Regions from separate parts of the Homo sapiens genome. Here all the other regions are linked to region 1. The links are chromatin contacts, found by Hi-C or POLR2A ChIA-PET in ENCODE. All regions are on one chromosome and are shown on one strand. Each heading gives the region's core, a stretch centred on a gene start or an enhancer-like site at or near the end of the contact. The rest is flanking DNA. Distances are from core to core; before and after follow the strand shown. Region 1 holds the start of FKBP4 (FKBP prolyl isomerase 4). Region 2 holds the start of FBXL14 (F-box and leucine rich repeat protein 14). Region 3 overlaps WNT5B (Wnt family member 5B). Region 4 holds the start of PARP11 (poly(ADP-ribose) polymerase family member 11).

The links. A loop is a pair of places that touch in the nucleus more often than their neighbours do. ChIA-PET counts read pairs that join two places held with the same protein, here RNA polymerase II (POLR2A). Pooled maps may share reads with other maps.
Region 2: a map of CD8-positive, alpha-beta T cell shows a loop between it and region 1 (22-fold over the local background). The contact joins the promoter of FBXL14 here to the promoter of FKBP4 in region 1. A Hi-C loop is called at or near these places in 1 of 168 maps with a recorded cell type or tissue (CD8-positive, alpha-beta T cell) and 6 of 50 pooled maps. POLR2A ChIA-PET finds 5 or more read pairs at or near these places in 1 of 52 experiments (WTC11).
Region 3: a pooled map shows a loop between it and region 1 (2.0-fold over the local background). The contact joins the enhancer-like site here to the promoter of FKBP4 in region 1. A Hi-C loop is called at or near these places in 1 of 168 maps with a recorded cell type or tissue (B cell) and 4 of 50 pooled maps. POLR2A ChIA-PET finds 5 or more read pairs at or near these places in 1 of 52 experiments (OCI-LY7).
Region 4: a loop to region 1 is called in a map of B cell, with 7 times the contacts of the local background. The contact joins the promoter of PARP11 here to the promoter of FKBP4 in region 1. A Hi-C loop is called at or near these places in 2 of 168 maps with a recorded cell type or tissue (B cell and gastrocnemius medialis), 1 of 37 single-sample maps with no recorded cell type and 9 of 50 pooled maps.

The regions. Positions count from the first base shown.
Region 1 is chr12:2,793,404-2,796,633 of GRCh38, reverse strand. It overlaps FKBP4 (FKBP prolyl isomerase 4), which reads right to left and starts at 1,664. Exons shown (of 10, transcript NM_002014.4): 1 at 1,390-1,664. The coding sequence starts at 1,494. The region is part of intron 2 of ITFG2-AS1 (ITFG2 antisense RNA 1); the gene reads left to right. RefSeq lists enhancers at 1-201, 1,695-2,239, 2,240-2,785 and silencers at 616-1,025, 1,376-1,435, 1,466-1,845.
Region 2 is chr12:1,593,093-1,596,322 of GRCh38, reverse strand. It overlaps FBXL14 (F-box and leucine rich repeat protein 14), which reads left to right and starts at 1,742. Exons shown (of 2, transcript NM_152441.3): 1 at 1,742-3,230. The coding sequence starts at 2,257. RefSeq lists enhancers at 1,038-1,107, 2,478-2,667, 3,185-3,230 and silencers at 1,368-2,237, 3,218-3,230.
Region 3 is chr12:1,642,947-1,646,176 of GRCh38, reverse strand. WNT5B (Wnt family member 5B) reads right to left here. Exons shown (of 5, transcript NM_032642.3): 5 at 1-383. Among named protein-coding and RNA genes, the nearest start is that of WNT5B, 15 kb to the right of the region's middle. Within about 2 kb of position 1,481, at least 2 of the 41 ENCODE cell types and tissues checked have a DNase peak (open chromatin) inside an H3K27ac peak, as active enhancers do.
Region 4 is chr12:3,871,746-3,874,975 of GRCh38, reverse strand. It overlaps PARP11 (poly(ADP-ribose) polymerase family member 11), which reads left to right and starts at 1,577. Exons shown (of 8, transcript NM_020367.6): 1 at 1,577-1,764. The coding sequence starts at 1,747. PARP11-AS1 (PARP11 antisense RNA 1) reads right to left here. Exons shown (of 2, transcript NR_183432.1): 1 at 3,020-3,230. RefSeq lists enhancers at 88-607, 608-1,128 and a silencer at 1,800-1,909.

The sequences.
Region 1 (3,230 bases), core at 415-2,914:
CAAAACAGGTAAGGAAGAAACCAGGTTATAGGTGAACCCGGAGGCTCTCCATGGGACCTTAAACTCTGACTTGGGAGCTGAGTATTCCTCTGGTAGTTAGTCCAGGGCTGGAGTATTTCCCAGAAACGTAAAGGCTTCTTTAGCGCCACCTGGTAGGTGTGTGGTTACCCTCCAAGGGAAAGCTTCCACGAAGAATAGACAGGGGCTTTGAGGAGTAGAAAGGTAAAAGGGAAGGAATGATGGATCAAAGGGGAAATGAGCTTTCCTGGAATAACAATCTCGTAGAAAACGGCAGGACGCTGGAGCGAGAAGGGGAAGTCACATGCCACAGGAGAGCCGCTGGAGCAGACGCTTGAGGTCCCCAATAATCTGGTGCAAAGACAGATGCACTTCTGGACCAGGTAAAGGCCCCCTGAGGTGGGTGCCGCACACGCGGAGCTCAGCGGTGGGAAGCCAGGATGAGGACGCAGCAGCGGATGGGGAGAAGGCATAAGACGCAGGCTGGGAATTCACCATCTCTGATTCTCCCTGGAACCTGCTCCGACCCAAGGCAGGTTGTCCTGGCCCAGGTCAAGATGCCCTCCCCGCAGCTCCCCAGGCTATTTGTAGTCGAGCGGTCACTCGGCGGCAGGCTCCACAGCAGAGCGCCTCCTCCCCGCCCCACACCCCGCAGCCCTGGCTCCGGGAGGCGGCGGAGGGGGGAGGGGACTACAGCTCCCGGCATGCCCCGCGCCCGGCCTCCCCGGGGCCGAGGGAGGGGGCGCCGCGCGGCGAGTGGGGACCTCGCTGGGTCCCGGCGTCGGCAGGGGACCCCGGGAGGGCGCCGGAACCCTGTCGCGCCTGCGTCGCACAAAGGCCGAAGGGCCAGGAAAGCACTGTGGGGAGTCGCTCCCCGTCCTGGCCCGTGTTCCACCGCCCGGGTGGGCGAGCCCTGGCACCGCCACCAACGAGGCGGCCCGCGGCTGGCAGCTCCGCTGGGGCCGCGAGGTCGGGGGCGGCGTGGCGTGGGAGGCCCGGCCTGGCCCCGGGCTGCGGCTCGGGTGCCCGCGGCGGTCGCCTCGCCCCGCCCCTCTCCGCCGCCCCGCGCGCGCCGGGGTGGGCACTGCAATCCCGACCCCCTGCCCGGGCCCGGGCGCTGCCGGCTGGGGAGCCTGGGGCCTCGGCCCGCGCACCTAGGCCGCCCCCCTGCCGAGCGCATGGCCGGCCTCGGTGCCTTAAACGACGCAGCCCGGTCCGGGACGGCGATGCCACCGGCCCCCGGCGGGACGGCCGCGAGGCTGCAAAGGCGGCCGCCTCGACCCGTGCCCGGCCGCGGGCTCCGGGCGCGGCGGAAGGGCGGCCCGCGGGGCCCCGGGTTCCGACGCCTCCGCAGGCCCCGCCGCCCCTCACCTTCAGCACGCCTTCGTCCTGTTTGGGGCTGATGTCCACTCCCTCCATGGGCAGCGGCGCCGACTGCGCCCCGCTCTCGGTCGCCTTCATCTCCTCGGCTGTCATCTCCGCGCGGCGCGCCGTTTATCCGGGAGCTGGTGCCGGCGCGAGCGCACTCTGGGCCGCGGGCGGGGGCGCTACCTGCGGGGCGTGCGGGAGGCCGGGCGCGGCGGCACTGACTGCGGACCGCGAGGAGGCTTGAGCACCTCTGCACGCGGCGCGAGAGCTGGGGTAGGTGGGTCAGGAGCGGCTCGGGGAGCGATTGGTCCCGCCCCGCCGCGAGGGAGGGGCTGGGAGGAGCGGGAGCGCAGACAGAGGGGGCGGGGTGCAGAACTTTCTAGAGACGGCGGGACTGAGCCGGTTCGGGCTCAGTGCTGCGGGCGCTTCGGAATTTTTTTTTCTTTTTTTTTTTTTGGTTCTTGCCTCCTTCTGGCTGCCTGCCCCCTCCCCCTTCTCCTGGGACCCTCGGACTCGGGATCTCCCCGGCGGCCTCCCTTGGCCCTTCCTCCCTCCCTCCCATCCCCGCCCGCTTCCCTGTCTAACCGGATTCTTCCAGATTCTTCTCGATCGATCTCCCGACATCACTCCACCAGTCCGCTGCGCCTGCGGCGGGGTGTGGGGAGCGCAGGCTGCGGGATGGCAGTGGCGGCGCCCCCTCCCCGGGACCGGCCGTCACCACGGGCGGCGTGGCCTCTCTGCTATGACCCGCGTAGACCCTTCCCTACTTGGGGGAAAGAGGGCAAGGGCGTGCGCGGGGAGCGGGGAGTGAGTGGACAGCGCTGCCCCGCTGCAGAGAGCCGGGGAAAGCGACCTCGATTTCCCCAGATCCGAGAAGCCCCGGCCAGGCAGCGATGCCTCGCTCAGCGCCTGCAGATGCTGCGAGCAGCGGGGTTGGCAAGGCATGGCCCGCCCAGCTCGGAACTCAGATGGGGCACACACTCAGGGGACCCTTCCCGGCGGTAATAAAACTGCCGTTTCCGCGAATGCTTACAAAGATGGGTTCCCCTCACGAAAAAAGTCACTCGGTTTTCCTAAAGGCCCACAGAAGGAGTATTTTCTTCTCAATGTTTGCTTCCCGAGTGTTTTTCGACAGGCTGTGGAGCGCGCAGGTGCCGGTGTCACCTAAGCTATGGTCGTGGGACCTAGAGAGCCATCTAGAGAGGGGCCTGGTTTTGCTCAGCACCTAACCCCAGTTTAGCATAGTGCCTGGTGAGTGATGTCCCAATAGTTACTGGCTGCATGAATTTTCCTTTTTTAAATTTCTTTTTCCAAGTCTTGGCTGATTTTTTTTTCTTTTTTTTTTTTTTTTGAGACAGGGTCTTGCTCTGTCGCCCAGGCTGCAGTGCGGTGGTGCGATCTTGGCTCTCTGTAGCCGGGACTACAGGCGTCCGCCACCACGCCGACTAATTTTTGTATTTTTAGTAGAGACGGGGTTTCGCCATGTTGCCCAGGCTGGTCTCGAACATCTGGTCTCAAATGATCCGCCCGCCTCGGCCTCCCAAAGTTCTCGGATTACAGGCGTGAGCCACTGCGCCCAGCCTGAATTTTTATTCCAATAATAACTGTATTTTTGGACTTCCCGTTATGTGCCCGGCACTGTGCGATTGGACGCCATTAGTCTCATCAAACTAAATTGAAAGCTTTTTAGAGATGAACTTTCAGCGTCATAATGTGATGATTTATTGTAGTCCCTGCCGACGGAACTTGAAAGGGATGCAGAAGAAAAAGCCCTTCGCTTCAGCAATTTACAGCCCAAATGAGTTGAGCCATAATGAAGACGTCTCTTTAGGTGGCTGGAGACA
Region 2 (3,230 bases), core at 493-2,992, 1.2 Mb after region 1:
GAATAAAAGCCTAGATAACCTCCAGGAGAAGAGTGAAGCCCAGGCATACCCCAGAATCGTGACACTTACTGCCACCGTACATCTGGATGTACTGGATGACTAACAGTACAGTCTATTTTTTCAAGAAGGTTATAAAAATCTATGGGCTCCACACTGCGTGTAATGTGGGTGAGGTAACAAGCTGGCGAGAATTTTTGCTTCTGCATTTCCTGATTTAGGAAAGAGGAGTGGTAGGGGTGTAAAAGGTGTATTATGCCTATTACTGAATCTGTATGTATTTGGTCTAATAGTGGTTGCTTGGGCAAAAGTTACTCTCCTACACTGAATATGGAACCCCTTCCAAATCTTGTTCAGGTCCTCAAAGAATCAATGAAACCATTTTCCCTTTCTGATAAATCCGCTGGTCTTGTATCTAGTTGTGTGGATCCATAAATTAAAATACAGAGGATCATTTTCTCTGATCCAAAAATTCTTGGTTTGGGGGTAGTTAAAATGAAACTTCTGAAATTCTATCCTTAGTACGGACATTTAGGACCCAGGGGCTACATCCTAGAATGGAATTGTGCCCTGCTTCCATAAAACGGTTGATAAACCAACAGACACGACTGGATTGTCTTAAACCAAGTTCAACTGTCATTCCATTTTAATCAAAAAGTAAATTGGATTCAGCATATACGAATATATTGACTATCAGTACAACTGAGCCATACAACTGATAGTCTAAGGCTGATGACAAGGAGAAAGCTCCTAAAACAAGGCTTAGGGGAAGGCTGTTCCCCTGTAAGCAAAGCGGACTGAGGGCATTGGTGGCGCAGCAGCGTTCAGAAGTAGAGGGAAGTTTTGATGTATCAAGTACCGAGGGAAACACACACAGCGTGTCTGGAAACCATCAGAAGATGCTAGAAGGAAGTAGTCATGGATAATTCTAGAAATTTCTAGAACACCGACTGGAGGGGGTCATTGTTTAAGATGAGTACAGCCGAGTTTCTCTCCAATTTAAGACACAAGACTGGAGAGAAAGGCGTCGTAGTAAACAGCCCCAACCGGGGGAGCAGGGGGTGTGATAATGAGGCGTTAAGGGGCATTAGGGACAGTAAGAAAAGGAGAGTTGGGGTGACGATTATTGAGCACTGCTATAGGAGGCGGCTCTCGCAGGGATAATCAAGGGAGAGGGGTGTGAAATAAGGGTAACGAATTGCAGGGGTAAACTGTGGGAAGGGGCTGCGCAGACTTCAACAGCAAAGAAAAAGAAGGAACGGGGCTGGGGCGTGGCCCAGAGAGGGAACGGCTCAATAACGGGCTACCGGGTGAAAAGAAGCCGGGTGGGGAGGCGCTCTGCTGACAGCTGCCGCTCCCCCGTGGCGCCCACAGGGTTAAAAATCAGGGGCCACGGGACCAGGCCGAACTCGGTTTCCAGGGCAACGGCTCCACAGTTCCGGCAGCGCAGGCCCGTACCATTGCGCGGGCGCGGGGGAGCGGGAGCGGCGGAGGGGACGCGCTGCAGGGCGGCGGAGCCGGGGCCGGCCCGGGCGCTACCAAACGCACGGCCCGCCTGCTCGCCCGGGGTCTGCGCCGAGCCGCGCTCCGGCCGGACGGCCGCGGCGTCCTTGGTGCGGGGGCCGGCAGCTCCCAAGTGGCCGCGGACGGCGGGGGAGAAGGAACGCACGCCGCCGGCCGGGATTGGCCTCCTGGTCCCCCCGCCTGGGCGGCGGAGTGCGGGCGGCCCGGGGCTGGGAGGTTTGAAAAGCGGGCGAGAGACAAAGGCAGCAGGAAGCCTCCTCCGCGCCCGGAGCCCGTGCGCCCGGCCCCCGGGGCCCCCTCGCCGCCCGCCGGCCCGCGGAGCAGCGGCGGCGGCAGGAGGCGGAGGATGCGGCAGGGGGCGTGGGCGCGGCGGCGCGGGCGGAGCGGCGCGGCCCGGGCGCGGCGTGGGTAGAGCCGAGGCGGCGGCGGCGGCCGGCCTCCGGGAGCGAGAGCGAGGCGCCTTCCCCGCCCGGGATGTGAGCGCCGTGCGGAGCCCGGGGCGGGGGAGGGCCGGGCCGGAGGCGCAGCCGGCAGGAAGGAAGGACGGACGGACCAGGAGGAGGAGCGGCGGCGGCGGCCGGAGCCGGAAGGCGGGGAGGGGCCGGCCGTTGGGCCCGAGGCGGCGGCGGCGGCGGCGGCGGCGGCTGGGGAGAAGCGCTCTCGTCGCCTGCCCGAGGCCGGAGCGGCGGGGCCCGCGCCTCCTCCCCCCAGCGCCGCGGAGGGGGGAGGAGGAAGATGGAGACCCACATCTCATGCCTGTTCCCGGAGCTGCTGGCCATGATCTTCGGCTACCTGGACGTCCGGGACAAGGGGCGCGCGGCGCAGGTGTGCACCGCCTGGCGGGACGCCGCCTACCACAAGTCGGTGTGGCGGGGGGTGGAGGCCAAGCTGCACCTGCGCCGGGCCAACCCGTCGCTGTTCCCCAGCCTGCAGGCCCGGGGCATCCGCCGGGTGCAGATCCTGAGCCTCCGCCGCAGCCTCAGCTACGTGATCCAGGGCATGGCCAACATCGAGAGCCTCAACCTCAGCGGCTGCTACAACCTCACCGACAACGGGCTGGGCCACGCGTTTGTGCAGGAGATCGGCTCCCTGCGCGCTCTCAACCTGAGCCTCTGCAAGCAGATCACTGACAGCAGCCTGGGCCGCATAGCCCAGTACCTCAAGGGCCTGGAGGTGCTGGAGCTGGGAGGTTGCAGCAACATCACCAACACTGGCCTTCTGCTCATCGCCTGGGGTCTGCAGCGCCTCAAGAGCCTTAACCTCCGCAGCTGCCGCCACCTTTCGGATGTGGGCATCGGGCACCTGGCCGGCATGACGCGCAGCGCGGCGGAGGGCTGCCTGGGCCTGGAGCAGCTCACGCTACAGGACTGCCAGAAGCTCACAGATCTTTCTCTAAAGCACATCTCCCGAGGGCTGACGGGCCTGAGGCTCCTCAACCTCAGCTTCTGTGGGGGAATCTCGGACGCTGGCCTCCTGCACCTGTCGCACATGGGCAGCCTGCGCAGCCTCAACCTGCGCTCCTGTGACAACATCAGTGACACGGGCATCATGCATCTGGCCATGGGCAGCCTGCGCCTCTCGGGGCTGGATGTTTCGTTCTGTGACAAGGTGGGAGACCAGAGTCTGGCTTACATAGCCCAGGGGCTGGATGGCCTCAAGTCTCTCTCCCTCTGCTCCTGCCACATCAGTGATGATGGCATCAACCGCAT
Region 3 (3,230 bases), core at 232-2,731, 1.2 Mb after region 1:
TGGCAGCGCTCCACCTGCACGCTCTTGAACTGGTTGTAGCCACGCCCGCAGCACATGAGCTCACAGCCATCCATGCCCTCCGAGGTCTTGTTGCAGAGGCGGCCCTGCGTGCCCAGGGAGCCCGTGCTCTCGTTGCGCAGGCAGTAGTCGGGGCTGGGGTCCACATAGACCAGGTCCTCCGGGGTGGGCTGGGTGAAGCGGCTGTTGACCAGCTCCAGCCGGCCCTTGCGGGTGACGCGCATGGCGGCCGCGCTGTCGTACTTCTCCTTCAGCCGGTCCCCGACCTTGCGGAACTCGGCCAGCTGCAGCCAGCAGGTCTTGAGGCTGCAGGACCCCGAGACGCCGTGGCATTTGCAGGCTACGTCTGCCATCTTATACACAGCCTAGGGGAAGAGAAAGAAGGCAGTAAGAAGGAGGATCCCGGTGGAAGAGGCCCAGAGGGTGGCTGGGGTAGCCACAGGCCTAGTACACAGGAGGGGCCGGTAGGGTAGGGGATAGATAGCTTTTCAAATGCATGCAAAGATCTTTCCAAGATGCTCAGGTGCTCAGGGGGAAAACATAAAAGAGGCACCACAGAAAAGAACCCTGGGGCGGCAAGGCAACTTGTCCCCATCAGCCGGGAGGATGGCACCAGGCACTTTCACTTTCTACTCTACTGGTTTCTCATTCCTCAAAACCTGTTACAATCAATGCATCCTTTTCACAATCGGAAAACAAAGATATCTCCATCTTGATCAAAGCCTCAAACAAATAAATAATAACCAACAAAATACAGCCAGGCACTGTGGCTGGTGCCTGTAGTCCCAGCTACTGGGGAGGCTGAGGAAGGAGGATCACTTGAGCCCAGGAATTTGAGGATGCAGCAAGCTATGCTTGTGCCACTGCACTCCAGCCTGGGCAACAGGGCAAGACTCCATCTCTAGAAACAAAGCAAAACAAAACAAAATAACAAAATGTGTCCAGCTTTTGCGTAATAGGAGCACAAGTCAGAAAAAAGAATCCAATTGTATCACAAGCCTATCACAGAAATCACTGGCATAGCCGTGGTTAGCCCAAAACTCTCCCTGATCCTGTCAAATACCCTGAGAATTAAATGGTCCCTTTCCCCATGTTACCATGTAGTCACTAACTCCATAGAGTCATCAGGAGTCTTGCCATACACCATCCATTTGTGAGCAAGACCACCGTCTTCCTCCCGAGCAGCCCCCAGACGCCCCCTTGGGAGAGCTGGAGTAACACAGTGAAGCAACGTGCAAGGGAACTGCAAGCAGCTGGGCCTGCCTGCAGGAGCGGTTCATCTAAAACAAGTCTACCCCAGAAGTCACAGAACCGCCACAACGTGGAGTAGATTTGAACTTGAGTTATCCCAAATCAAAATGTAAAAGCAAGAGCAGACCAGAAAGCTGCTTACAGAGTGCTTTTCAACGGCAGCATGCTGACGCACCATGGCAACCAACCCTGGCAGCAGGCCTAGACGTGCAGATGGCGGGATGAAAACGCAAGCCGGCTGCAGAGCATTTTCTTATGCATGGCTATTGTCACCAACTGAGTCAGGACTCATTTTTCAAGGGTTTCTCTTAGATTTCTTTTCAAGAGCCCCCAGATTGTGTCTTTATTCAGAGCTAAGCAGAGACCACTGCAGGTGCAAGAGACAGCACAGCCATCATCAGTGCATATGACTGTTGGCAAAAGTCTTCCTGAGTTTTTTCTGGTACGGAATTATTCCCACTATTTTATGGTGGAGAAACTGAAGCTCTAGAGAGGCTCACTAACCTCCAAGGCCACCCAGAAAGGACTCAGAATAACAAGCACTTATCCACTCCAATCTCGGGGCTTAAAGCTGGCTTAGAGCAGAGGAGGAAGGAAGGCTCTCCCCAAGGTTAAAGGCACCAGCACTTAGCCGGGCAGCTCCAGGTCCAAGACATAAAGGAACTGACACCCCATCCTGACAGACACTTCAAAGATGGGGCCTGCAATGACCCTTCCATCCCAAATGCCCTGGGTCTGAGCTGCAGCCTGACATTCCTCTGGAAATGGTCCTTGGCTTAGAGATGGATGACAGGCGTCTGGCACTGCTGAGAGGAGGAAACATTAAGGGTTGGAAACTGTGCACTTTGCCACTTAGCAACTCGGAGCACGGATAAGCATCTCTTGCAGGGGCAAACACTCAGACAGAGTTGGGGAAGGAGAGTCGGAGCAAGACCCTGCAGGGCAAGGACCAGAATTTTAGGAAAACAAATCCAAGAGGAAGTGCACCAGCTTAAACACCCCCTCCATCCTTCCCTGAATTCAAAGACATTGTAGAGATAGGAATATCTGCAATTTTTTTCATATTTTACTACTGATTTTATATATATATATGTATATATACAAAATCTCCTTTTGTAGATATATATATATATATATAGGCTCCTTTTGTAGGCGATAGGGGGAAATGCCGATTTTCAGCCCAGACTGCTAATTCAAAAAGCAAAAAAAAAAAAAAAAAAAGCTTTCAAAAATGTTTTAGTTCGCCGGGCATGGTGGCTTATGCCTGTAATCCCAGCACTTTAGGAGGCCAAGGCGGGCGGATCACCTGAGGTCGGGAGTTCAAGACCAGCCTGACCAACATGGAGAAACCCCGTCTCTACTAAAAATGCAAAATTAGCCCAGGCGTGGTGGCACATGCTTGTAATCCCAGCTACTAGGGAGGCTGAGGCAGAAGAATCGCTTGAACCTGGGAAGCAGAGGTTTGCAGTGAGCCGAGATCGCGCCATTGCACTCCAGCCTGGGCAACAAGAGCGAAACTCCGTCTCAAAAAAAAAGAAAAAAGTTTTAGTTCTACGATCTGTCCCTGGAAAAGCGCCTCTCAGCTCCTCTTCCACTTCTATCTAATGGTGTGCTGAGCCTGGTGACAGACAGGAATGTTACAGGATTAGGCACCAGGCTTTTATCTGGAAAATGCTTAGAAATCCTTGAGTGGCAAAACACCATCAGCCACTGGTGTTGCCGCCACCGTCTAAGAAGGAGCTACTAGATGCTCTTGCAGGCCAAGAGAAACTTCTGGCAAAGTAGCCTAAGATTTACTCTGTGTCAAGACATCAGATCCTGGATAATCTTTTTTTCTTTTTAATATGGTTCTAAAATACTTGTCTATTTTCCATCCCAGCCATCACTCAGTCCTTGCTGGAGAACTTTGTGTGTAGGTGTGAGGAGGCAAGCAGTGAATACCTCTGGCCTCAGATGGTGAC
Region 4 (3,230 bases), core at 328-2,827, 1.1 Mb before region 1:
GATTATAACTGTGGCATATTTTAGGAATAAGCAGATAATTAATAGAGGAGAATGTTCAGAAACAGATATATACGTGTATGTATACCTATGTATATGTATATGCAAATTTAGGTTGTAATTAACAGTGGCACTTCAAAGTAGTGAGGAAAGAATATTCACTAAATGACATGGGGGCAACTGGTCAACCATTTGGCAAAAATAATCTCTTAGTAAACTATTTTATTTCCAGGAATTAATTCCAAGAAGTAAATGGACAAATGTGAAGAAATGCCTGTTGAAGGATTTTTTTGGGATAGTGAAAAATAGAAAACCACTCAAACGTCTATTCAGTAGATTATTTCAAATGTGTGTGTCTATTTGTGTGTACGTAGTATACGCATAAGTTATGGAATGCCATGAGTCTACTTTAAAATATGGCCGGGTGCAAGATGGCTCACACCTGTAATCCCAGCACTTTGGGAGGCCAAGGCAGGTGGATCACCTGGGGTCAGGAGTTCGAGACTGGCCTGGCCAACATGGCGAAAACCTGTCTCTACTAAAAATACAAAAATTCGCGGGACGTGGTGGCGCACATCTGTAATCCCAGCTACTCAGGAGCCTGAGGCACGGGAATCGCTTGAACTCGGGAGGCGGAGGTTGCAGTGAGCCAAAATGGCGCCACTGCGCTCCAGCCTGGGCGACAGAGCGAGGTTCTGCCTAAATAAATAAATAAAATGATGAAACAGATTTAAACTTAATGGAATGGAAGGATAGCCACATAATCTTTAAAGTGAAAAAAAAATCAGGTTCTAAATCTATAGGTATTCTTTGATTACATTTTTTTCAATGTGTAGAGGCATAGAAAAGTCCAGAAGGATCTATAATGAGCTGTTTAATTTTCATTTCCTATGGGGTAGATCCTTTGTTGCATGGAAGATTATTTCACTCTGTTAGCTCTCTTTACATCAGTAGGAATACATCCTCATGGTTTTAAACATCTTGAGGGAGCTTTCCTGACACTCTACTCTAGGTAAATATGCTCGCATAGCACTCTCTATTCACCATATTACCTATAAATCATATTGCACTTTTTAACTTTTCTAAACTACTTTTTGCTTTCTTTTCTAGATTATAAAATCTTGAGGGCAGGGATAGTATGTAAAGGTTCCCTTGTGAGCAAATAACCGTCACTTATTGAACTCTGTGTGCCAAATACTGTGCTAAATGCTTTCAATAATCTCACTCATAGGGAGATATTACTACCATCTCCATTTTGAGGATGAAGATATTGAAAGATTATGAAGTTTCTCCCAAATGCCATTGCCAGGCCTGTGTGACTCTTGGTCGTTACACGGTGATCAATAAAAATTTGTTTCATAGGAAAGAAATACAGCCAGCCGTGGCTTTAAGATCACTGGGTGATACAGTTGGACCAGAAACCCTTTAAACTCCTTCGTCAGACACAGACTCGCAAGCCCCGCCCAGGACGACCGCCCGCGCGCGTATGGATAAGCGTGCAGGGGCGGGGCGAGCTTGTAGGAGTGGGGCGGAGACAGATCTGACTGGCCAACGTCGGGCGGAAGTCGGGAGGTTGGGTGGTCTGTAAACGCTGGCTTGTGACAGGGAGGGGGAGGAGGAAGGCCTTCGTAAAGGTTGCATCTCCGTCCCTTCGCTCCCGGGGACCCGCGGGAAAAAAAAAAATCCAACACCCAGGCCCCGCGGCTAGCCCCTTCCCACAGGCTCTCTCCGCTCGATTTTGTCACCGTTATGTGGGAAGCGAATCCAGTGAGTAGCCGGGCGGGACGGGGCGGGCCCAGGGGGCGGGGTTGATGAGAGAGGGGCGGGAGGGGGTCACCGGAACTGCTTCCCCGCGCTCGCTTCAGTCTGGGTGTTGAGTTCCGGGACCGGAGTTCCCGGGCCTTTTGGCTTCTGTAGTCTGTACCTTTTTAAGCAGTGGAAGTGCCTGGGTGGATTCTCCAATGCTTTATTGTTTTCTTGTTACAATTATTTATTTTACTTCCCGTGATGTTTCAGCCTCATCCCTTCACCATTTGTTGTTGTTGTTGTTTTTGAGACGGAGTCTCGCACTGTTGTCCAGGCTGGAGTGCAGTGGCGTGATCTCGGCCCACCGCAACCTCCGTCTCCCGGGTTAAAGCGATTGTCGTGCCTCAGCCTCCCGACTGCCTTCACTGTTTTTTGAAACTTTGTGTTTTGCTTTCTAATTGGAGTAACTGGCCTTGGAACCTGTAGTCAGTCATTTGCCTCAGGTTTACCTGCCAGTCCCACCAGTCTAAAGCAAGGGAATTGGGACCCCCTTGTCTTGAATGGGCCTAAGAGGAGCCATCAGTTCTCCTTTTCCCTTCTTGGTGGACAGTCGTTTAAAACTTGGAGTATGGACTGTATGTTCTTAGATGTTTTCGTTCGGTGGACAAAGTGATCTGGAGCATTTCAACTGCAAGTCTGCCTTCTTCCTTGGCTGACTCTGGTATTTTCATTATGACTTCATGTGTCTTTGTCTACTTTGCTTTTATACATTTATTTATTTAAAGTGCAACGTAGGGGCCGAAAACTTTAGTACCTTTCCTCACCACCCATTGTAAGGATCACAGCCACCACTCCTTAAAACAGAAGATAGGTTAACAAGGTAAAAGCAGAGCAAATCTAATCAAAGTTTTACACCACCAGGCACTTCAGAGACCAGGGAGATCTCTATTTTTATGCGTAGGACCCATGAAGAATAGACAACTGTGTAAAAATGTGACTGGACAAAGGATATACTCTAATGTTAATAAACTGAGGAAGGAAGCCCAGCAAGGTCTGTTTGTTCAGATTCTTCTTGGCCTCTCTGTGTATCATTTCTTCCTCCTACGGAGGAGGAAGGTCCCTTCTGGAATGAGGGTCTTAGCGACCTACTATCAGGCAAGGTAGATTAGAGAATTTCTTTATGGCCAGTTCCTATAGACAATGGCAGGGAAAGCTTAATAGTTCCAGTTTTTATGGCTTGCTTTGTAGGAGAGGGATCCTAGTTTCTATCACTCACCTTGGGGAAGAATTCTGGTTTCTGTGACTCACTTCTGGGACGAAAGATGGGCAGGAGACAGAAGGGCAGGAGATCAGAGGGAGAGACTGCTTCCGAGGCTGCTTCTGAGGCCTTCCAATCTCTTTTAGTTCAAAGTATTCAGCATGCCAAAGTGTCATACTTCGGGGTAGTATTTTCTGAGCCCCAACACAACCCTCAGAGAGTGGGATCT